Regions from separate parts of the Homo sapiens genome. Here region 1 is linked to region 2. The links are chromatin contacts, found by Hi-C or POLR2A ChIA-PET in ENCODE. All regions are on one chromosome and are shown on one strand. Each heading gives the region's core, a stretch centred on a gene start or an enhancer-like site at or near the end of the contact. The rest is flanking DNA. Distances are from core to core; before and after follow the strand shown. Region 1 holds the start of LAMB3 (laminin subunit beta 3). Region 2 overlaps C1orf116 (chromosome 1 open reading frame 116).

Region 1 (4,594 bases), core at 2,095-4,594, 2.6 Mb before region 2:
CGACTTGGACGGTTTGAGCCTGACAGATGGATAATAGACACAGTAGCTTATAATGCCACCCCCACACCCTGTCAGAGACATTGCCAGGAATGACTGAGAAGCAGGCAAAGAAGGAGACTGCCTCTGTCAATATGGTGACATTTCTGTAATTGGAGATAGGTGCCTCAAAAAAGACCTCCGCACTCTGGCTGATACAGGAATTTCCACTATTAGTAATCCATCCCAGTGCCCAAAGCCTGGATTGTCCCCTCTGAGAATGCAACTACACATCAACGGCACAGGGGATGCATTGAACTGTATCAATTGTTTGTACTTTAGTGTGGATCCATTCATTCCACAAGTATTGAGCACCTACTATGTGCCAGGCACTTGGAAAACAGTAGTGAATAAGATAGAAATCTCTGCCTTCTTGGATATTACATTCTAGTTGGGAAGAGACAGAAAATAAACATAAGCAGATAAATTATATAGTTGGTTAGAAGCTGGTACATGATGCCCCCCTACCAAATAAGTAAATAAATAACTCACCAAAATATAGGGTAGGTGGGGTTAGGAGTGTTAGGATGGGGGACAGGGATGGGGCAGGGAAGTTGGCTGTAATTTTAATAGTGTGTTTAGGATAGGCCTCATTGAGAAGTTAGGATCTGAACAAAGACTTTGAAAGAGGTCAGAGAGTTAGCTTTGTAGATATCCAGGGGCAAGACCGTTCCAGGCAGCAGAAGCAGCTGGAGCCAAAGCCCTAAGCCTGAGCTAAGACAGGGATAGAGGCCATTGTAGTAGAGGTGAAGAGTAATGGGAGGAAGGTGGTGTAGGGTCCCCTAGACTCTGAAAAAGCTCTGGCCTTGGCCCTGAGTGGGATAGGGGCATGTGAAGATTCTGAGCTCGGGGTGCATAACCTGCTGTGTTGGGACTTGACTGTATATCAGTGAGGAGGCTGTTGCAGACGTCCCAGGAAAAGAGGCTCAGGCCAGGAGGGAAGAAGTAGATTCTGATTATTATTGGAAGGCAGAGCTGACCGAATTTGCTGATGGAGTGATGAGGTTTGAAAGATACTGAAGTCTGGGATGACTTCACTAGCCACTTTCCTGAGCACACATTCTAATAAGTCAAGGCTCTAGGGCAGATAAGTGCTCTGTTGTAGGAGGATGGGCGCAGGGAGAGAGGAAAGGTGTGCACACAGGGGAGGCTGAGGGGCTCCAGCCACAGTACCACACCCCTTTAATCTTAGCTGGACCCTGATCTGGCCTCAGGCTCTATTTTAGGCTACTTGACTGAACAAATTGGGTTCTGAAGCTCCAGAGCTTGTGCCTGGAGCCCTGGAGTTCTTGGGGGACTGGATCCCCACTTGGAAATGATCAGTGTCCCTCAGGAGTGAGGCTGGCTGGGCTGCTCTTGGGGGTCTGCATAAACAGCTTCCTGGACTTTGCCGGGAGTGTAGGGGAGAGCCAAGCACAGCAATTGGCATGTCCCTCCTGCGAAGCCAAACCACTCCAGGACCTGCCCAAGCCTGTGAAGTCTGAGACACCGAATGTGTATTTACCTGGGCTCATGGCCTCAGATAAAGGGAGGAGGAGGAGGATTTAAGGGGCCCCAGCTACTCATGGTGAGGCCCACCGCACACCTGCCCTGCCTTTTCTCCTCTGAGGATCTGGGATTGCAACACCTGCTCTCTTCTGCTGAGTTAATTATTAATGAGTTCTTTGTCACATCCTCTGGTGATGGGCAGAGGGCGAAAGTTTCATGAGCGCTCTGAGTTCAGGGAGTTGGGGAAGTGGAGAGAAAGAGACCACCAGGTGGGAGAACTGAAAACACAGGTGTGTCAGAGTCAGAGCTGACCTTTCTCGGTGGGGGACTTGAGGGAGGTCTCTCTGTGTTGAAGGGACACTGCTTCTACTGACCTTACTTGCTGAGTTGAGCTAGATTTCACTGGAATGCTTACAGGGGGCAAGACTCTAACATTTATTGGACTATCAATTATGCATCAACTTACATCAACAACTCACTGCCCACTTGCTAATTACACTATTTCTTCTGCCTACCTGAACTTATGCTTAATTCGAATCTGAGGGTTAGAAATGCCCAATTTAATCCACAAAATTCTACATTTCCCCCTTAAGGGTCTTCAAGCCAATTTCTTGGACATAACCCTCCAATGGTGGAGAACTTTCTGTTTAGGAGACACTAACAAAGTGGAATCGTAGTTAAGAAGCTCCTTTAAATAGTAGCTTTGAGGTCCTAGCATTCCAAAACGGTGCCAGTGCAGGCTCTCCAGGGCCAAGATATGGACTGGCTGACCCTCCAGGTTTCCCTAAAAGCTCTCTGACCCTAACCTGGGGGAAAGAGTGTCCTGTGAGACCAGCCTCTCAATTTGGACCTGCCACTTCCATTTACAGTGGCTGGAAGCCCAGGATCCCTGAGCAAGGAGCCCACAAAAGAAGCTGTGTTCTCAGGCCTGGCAGGAGGCCAGGGAAAGTCTGTTTTGACTTTGTCAGTCAAGCTATGCTTCAGCCTTTCCTTCCACCACTTGTGGTCAGGTCTGTTTTCTGGCCCTCCAGGCGGGCATTCCTGCCTAGGGAGGGAGGGGCTAGGAGACTAACCCTCCCCACAGGTGGGAGGAGTGACTCACAGGCAGCTACCTGTCCCAGGGCTCCCTGCCAACCCTGTGGAGGGAGCTGGAGGCGAGCCATTTAGTTACTCTGCTCATTTCTCTTAAGCTTTCCTTGGATGAGTTGAGCTTTGAATCCTTCCTGATGAACCTTGCCTTTTAAGGATCCTCCAAATGCCCCAAGAAGCTGGGATTTTTCATTTTTTTTTTCACTGGGGAGGGGAATGGTGCTTTCCAGGGTCCTGGATGTTTGAGTCTTCTCACCTTCCAGCCCGGTGATATGTCTGGAGCTTTAACTCTCTATATAAGCCCTAATCTTTGTGTTCTCTGCCTGATCTTCTGTCTGGGGTGGTCCAGGTCACAAGAAGAAGCTGACCCCTGCTGGCTTTGGGAAAATGCTGAGTTCATTGCCTGGCACAAATGCAAGGGCCCTTCCCCACCCTGTGAATTCTGGTCTCTGATGATCACTTACATGTGCCTTGTGCTTTCTGTTTGAGGGGCCCCTTGCAGCCCCCACAGGCAGGTGGGCATTGTGGAGCTCACTACAAGAACTCTGGGACGGACCGACCAACCCACTTGCCCAGTCCCGTCCTGGGAGGTGGGGGTGCAGTGACGACAGATGGGTGTGACGGCTGCCAGATTCCTGAGACCCGCCCTGCGGTGGGGCTACACCCAGCCAGGGAGTCTCCAGAGGTGAGGCTGTTGTTTAAAAACCTGGAGCCGGGAGGGGAGACCCCCACATTCAAGAGGAGCTTTCAGGCGATCTGGAGAAAGAACGGCAGAACACACAGCAAGGTATGTTACCTGTCTTTACCTGCCTGGTGCGGGCCGGATGCGGGAGGAGGACTGTATCTCTGGATGCCTGGGGCCTGGTTTCAGGGCCTGATTTATTCCTCTTCCTGGGAGCTCACTCAGGTGAGCTAGGTTAAAATGTCTGCTACAGTTTTGATTTCTTTTTCACATTTGATAAGCACCTCAGTGGCTTAGAAGAAAGCAGGTTCAGATCCGGGGTTGAGCACAAAAGAGAAGTGAGAAGGGTGGGCTGGCCTGGCTCAGAATGCCTACTTGCAGGGGGATTTTCAGTCAGGGGTGGGAAAGCTGAGAAAGCACTGGATGAAAGTCAGAAGATGGGTCTCTCTTAGGCCATCGTTAGCTGTGGGACCCCAGGCCACATGTTCCCTCCCTGGGCCCATGACTCTTTTAGGAGAGGGATTGGAAGGAATGATTTTGAAGCATTAGGATCTATAATTTAAAGATGCCAGAAATGTCCTCAATTTCCCCCCCCGCCCCTGCCTTGCCAAGCCCCCAGCCCTCCACCCCAGCCAAAAGAGTTTGTGGCTGTCATTGGAACAGAGTGAACATCCAATTCAAGGCAGAAGGGTCACTGCATGAGCAAGGGTGGGGCATGTTTCCACAAGGCAGGCCTGCCTCTGGGACCCCACGGTGGCTTTCGAGCATCCTTCCCCAGCCTCCTTCAGAATCCCTGCTTTGTGGCCTCCCAGCCCCACCCCTCTTGTCGAGCCCCAGCCCATCATTGAAGACATTTTGGGTTGCTTCCCTTTCAGAAGAAACCCTCACTCACTTGTTAAAGACAGCCATACATCTCTCCCTGTTGCATCCCAGAATTGTGGGCACAGAGCCTCAAACTCAAAGTGGCCCTGAATGGTATTGGAGGCCATGCCCGTGACAGGAGAAGGTTTGCCTCCAGGCCGTCAGCCACTCTGACTCATTCACTTTGGGCGGGGCTGGGTTGAGGCTGCTGGTCTAGGCCCTGAGAAAAGCCAGCCCTCTCTCTTGGGGCTGGAACTAGGTCTTGGCCCTTTCTACAGCTTTTCTCCTGCAAAGGGTCCAGCCTTTTCCTGCTCCCCACGTTGTCCTTACGGCTGTGTGGGGTAGGGCAGGGTCCACACTCCTTCCCATCCATTTTAGAGGAGGAAGCTGGAGTCTGGGAAGGGATGGGATTTTCCCAGGGCACCCTGTGAGTCACAT
Region 2 (4,404 bases), core at 1,613-4,112:
GCCTCCAGGCTAGGGAGTTAAAGATGGGTATCGTAGCGGTGGTTGTGATGATGTTGATGATATTGACTGTGATAGCAGGTGACAATTTGCTCTGTGCAAAGTGTTTTAAACGTTCTCACAATAACCCCATGAGGTAGGTATTATTAAGGGACCTGTTTCTTCTCTCAAGTCTACAGTCTCCCATCAAACCAGAACCCTTCTTTTCTGAGATCCTGTTTCTCTTGTTTCAATTTAGTTTGATCCTAGATAGATCTTGTCTTTTTCTTGTTACAAGAACAATAATAGTTAATTATTGACTCATGAGGTCTTAGGGTATTTACTACCAACTAAACTGTGCTAACTGTTCTCTCATTTAATCCTTATACTAACATTATTTAATGAGGAAAAACAGACTCAGAGTAATTTGCCCCAAGTCACATAACTGTAAATGGCTAAACTGGGATTTGAGCCCAGACCCAACTAACTCCAGAACCCAAGGTATTGACGCCTGTAATATTTATTGCTTATAGTAATGAAAATGTAGATTAAGCTCCTTGGTTCAGAGAAAAATGTAAGAGAAGTAGTAGAAGCTTCTTTCTGACTAGACTGCCTCTCCACCAACTAAGTCTGTCCTTCTGCATGTATTTAAGCCAGCTTCAGGGTCCTTCCATGCAGGCCGGGGGTGTCGGGCAGTGGCTGTTCATGCCCCCCTTCCAGCTCTCTGCTTGCTTGGTGTCCTTCCCGCCATGCCGCCCAGGGCCTGGGCAGAGCCTTGCCGAAGCCTCGGCTCATGTGTGGCTTTGATTCTTCTCTTTTCAGGCCCGGCTTGGGACATTGTTCACTTCCCCTCGCTTCCCCTCTAGAAGCCCCCTTTGCCATCCCTGCACCTTGTTTCGGGTGATGCCCGAGAGGGAGCTGTGGCCAGCGGGGACTGGCTCAGAACCCGTGACCCGTGTCGGCAGCTGTGACAGCATGATGAGCAGCACCTCCACCCGCTCTGGATCTGTACGTAATACTCTCCCTCCCGCAACCTGGTCTGCTCTCTGCACACCTGCCCTGCCCTGCCCTGCCCTATCCTTTCCTGCCACCCATCCTGGCTCACTGCACCTTCTCTTTCATTGTTGGGGAGTGATTCACAACACCAGTGGGTGCTTTCTGCCTGAGTCAGCCCTGGCTCTATAGAGAATAGGATGGGACGACCTTAGAGAGCAACTGGGCAAATGAGACTTTTTCCGCCGATTTTCATTAGGTTGGGGGTTGGGTTGAGCAGAGAGAGTAGGCCTGTAATCTGAGGTCATGGTGGAAACCAGAACATAGATTCTTGTAGCACATGGATTATTGAAGTTCTCTGCAATGAGCAGCATTACTTTAGTCTCTTACAAAGATCAAAGAAAATAGGTAATTAGGAGCCTAGGTTCTGGAACCAAACAGATTTAAGTTCTCTACTTATAAGCTGTATGACCTTGGGCAAATTACTTAATTTCTCTAAGCTTTAGCCTCCTCAGTTTTCAAATGGGATACTTAGTGTTCATACCCAATTCAATTTGTGGGGAGTAAATGTGATACAGGTAAAGCACCTAGCATATGCCTCTATATAGAAAAGAATCAGCCTTTCTAGGAGCAGAGACTGAGAATCTTCCAAAGTCACTGTGTTTAGCTACTTGTGAGTGGCATTTAATAAACTGTAATTTTTCTGGGCATGAATTTAAATCTCAGTTGTTGTGAGGCTGGTGTGAAAGAGTAAATCTGTGCTGCATCCAGACGCAAACATTTGTTGTTCATGCTTGTCACATACATAAGAATCATAGAGAATTTATGCTTTTTTGCATTGTATCCTATAGAGGTATTTGAAAATTTAAGGGTGTCTACTGAATGTCAAGATGTTTAAGACAACCAGTGGATTTTGATATGTAAAAATAGAGTAGAGAAAGAAACACACATGCACAAATCCAAAGTGCAGACAATCATACAAATTTCATTTTGACCCTAGATAATGGGGCTGTGGAGACGTCTTTCTATGTCTTTTAGGCTGAGGCCAACGTGAATAGTCACATAGCATTGGACACAGAATGTGACAGGGATTAAAGGTTTTCAAAGTGAATCATTCATGAAGGAGAAACTCAGAGTCAGCTTATCCTTGGCAAGGCTATTTTAGGAGGAAGAGGACAATAAAGATATTTTTCTTCAAGAAACTCTTGGCGTCAGCTTCAGAGCTTCCAGGGGCTATATTTGGGGCTTGCTTTAACATGTAGGCCCACATGCGAAAGGAAGTTCCAGAGGCAAATGGAAGGGTTATTCTGCAACCCTCTCCCCTCCCTCCAGGATATTTTTAGAGCTGTCTCAAAATCTTTCCTGGCCATCTGAGTGGGCCTGAAGAATATACAACTCTGAAGTGTCCCAAATATTAGGAAAAGGGCTGGAGATGCCAAGAAGAGACTTGGCCCAAATTTCTTATATTCCAATTTGCCCTTTTGTTTTCCCTTCAACCTCCTCTGTGGAAGAGCAACTATTCCAGCAAACTTCTAGCCCCATACAACATAGACAGTAACTGTCTGAGATGACCATTATTATTTTCTTCCAAAAACCTCTATGTACTCTCTCATAATGAATATGATCTACTTTAAGATCTACTTAATATTTAATACTAAGCTGCTTTTCCCTCCTCCCATACCATCCAGTTTCTCCACCAACCTCCCCCTTTAAGTTAATATTTGCTTTAGAAATGCACACTTACTTGAACATTAGCCAGAGCCAAATGTCATCAAGAAAGTAAATGTACAAGGGGAAAAATTCCCGTATGGAATGCATTTCAAAGTCAAGTACAAATCATTTAGTACATTTATCTGTGGCCAGTCATGCCACAGTTCCTACTGGCCTGGCAGCTCATAGCTGGCTTCATTTCCTGCTTTTCCTCATACTGCCCTTGACATACCAGATCAAGTATGCAGAAGTACTTTTAAAAGTTAAAAGCAATACCACTGAAGTTTCAGGTCAAATTGTTATGTTGCACTTCTTATTTGGAGCTAAATCAGAGGTGCTCAAAGTGAGATGTTTGACAAAGGCTGTCAAACATTGAAACTTGGGACTGCTTCTAATCTGTGCCCCTAAGCATTCAAGCCAGGACTGAGCAAAAGAAAGGCCCCTGCCATGTGCCTGCCCAGCTCCAGAGCTGGGCGCTAGTGGGCCAGCCTCCTGACAGACTCTGCCCTCCCTGGTGCCTACAGTTTCAGGAGGCAACTCCAGCAGCTTTGCAGAGTAGCAGGAGGGAAAGGTTTCCAGCTCTTCAGCATTCCTTCCTCTCTGCAGGGTGGTTCTCAGGCCCCGCCAGTTTCTGCGGAGGGAGCGCTTTCTCACAGCTCTCTCTCCCTCTCCTGTTCTTCTTCTCGCCCTCCCCCCCGCCTCCCCGCCCCCGCCCCCAACCCCAAACCCAACAGAGTGATAGCAGCTACGACTTCCTGTCCACTGAAGAGAAGGAGTGTCTGCTCTTCCTGGAGGAGACCATTGGCTCACTGGACACGGAGGCTGACAGCGGACTGTCCACTGACGAGTCTGAGCCAGCCACAACTCCCAGAGGTTTCCGAGCACTGCCCATAACCCAACCCACTCCCCGGGGTAAGGCAGACCCTCTGGGGTGGAACCCCAGCAAAACCCAGAAAATCAATATGTCCCCTCCGGCCACTTTCTACCTCGCCTGCCCTCTACCCCAAGGGTCACAGGCAGAAGAAGGTGTAGCCACACTCCTCACCACTCTCCTGGCTAGAACAGAGCCTTGTCCCTGGAGGGAAGGAGGGACCCCTGGCAAGCCAGCTTCCTATGTCTGTCTATGAAGTATCAGAGCTCTAGAAGGGAAAGGGGTTTGACCAGCTCCCATTCTCCTGTGGAAAAATTCTAAAGAGATATGACCGCAGAGGCGGGGGAGGGAGTCAGGGAGGGCTGGGTGGTTGGCTCTGGAGAGACTGAGTCAGTCTAGAGAGCTAATCTGGGTGACACAGAGGACAAGGGTAGGAGAGATAAGGAGAAGGAAGGGCTCCCCAGCTGCAGTGGGAAGTACCTCAAGGCCCTCGTTAGAGAGCGTGGAAAGCCAGTGGTATTCAGGCTCAGCAGAAGGGGAACAAAACAACACACAAGTGTGGCCATGACTGTGGGGCCACATGTCCCAGGGTGTGAGAAACCTTTTACTCCTGAGGACAGTCCCGCTGGTATTGGGGCTGCAGTTTTGTGTTGTTTCATTTAGCAAATATTTATTAACAAGTAGTTAGACCTTCCCTGGAGCTAGAGCTATAAATGGGGACGTAGGGCTTTCCTGCTCCATGAGGCTGATTCACTGGCCCAGGGGGCCTGATGTACCTGCCTAGCTCACTGGAAGGAAAGGAGTCACTTTCTGGTGTGGGGACACTATGGCTATTACAGAATTATCCACATGCT

The links. A loop is a pair of places that touch in the nucleus more often than their neighbours do. ChIA-PET counts read pairs that join two places held with the same protein, here RNA polymerase II (POLR2A). Pooled maps may share reads with other maps.
Region 1: a loop to region 2 is called in a map of PC-9, with 29 times the contacts of the local background. The contact joins the promoter of LAMB3 here to the enhancer-like site in region 2. A Hi-C loop is called at or near these places in 2 of 168 maps with a recorded cell type or tissue (PC-9 and mammary epithelial cell) and 1 of 50 pooled maps. POLR2A ChIA-PET finds 5 or more read pairs at or near these places in 1 of 52 experiments (PC-3).

What each region holds. Positions count from the first base shown.
Region 1 is chr1:209,651,175-209,655,768 of GRCh38, reverse strand. LAMB3 (laminin subunit beta 3) reads left to right here and starts at 3,344. Exons shown (of 23, transcript NM_000228.3): 1 at 3,344-3,400. RefSeq lists an enhancer at 2,643-3,842.
Region 2 is chr1:207,024,074-207,028,477 of GRCh38, reverse strand. It overlaps C1orf116 (chromosome 1 open reading frame 116), which reads left to right. Exons shown (of 4, transcript NM_023938.6): 2 at 799-984; 3 at 3,414-3,591. The coding sequence starts at 880. Among named protein-coding and RNA genes, the nearest start is that of C1orf116, 6.5 kb to the left of the region's middle. Within about 2 kb of position 2,862, at least 13 of the 41 ENCODE cell types and tissues checked have a DNase peak (open chromatin) inside an H3K27ac peak, as active enhancers do; they include PC-3, PC-9 and mammary epithelial cell, where a contact is called at or near this core.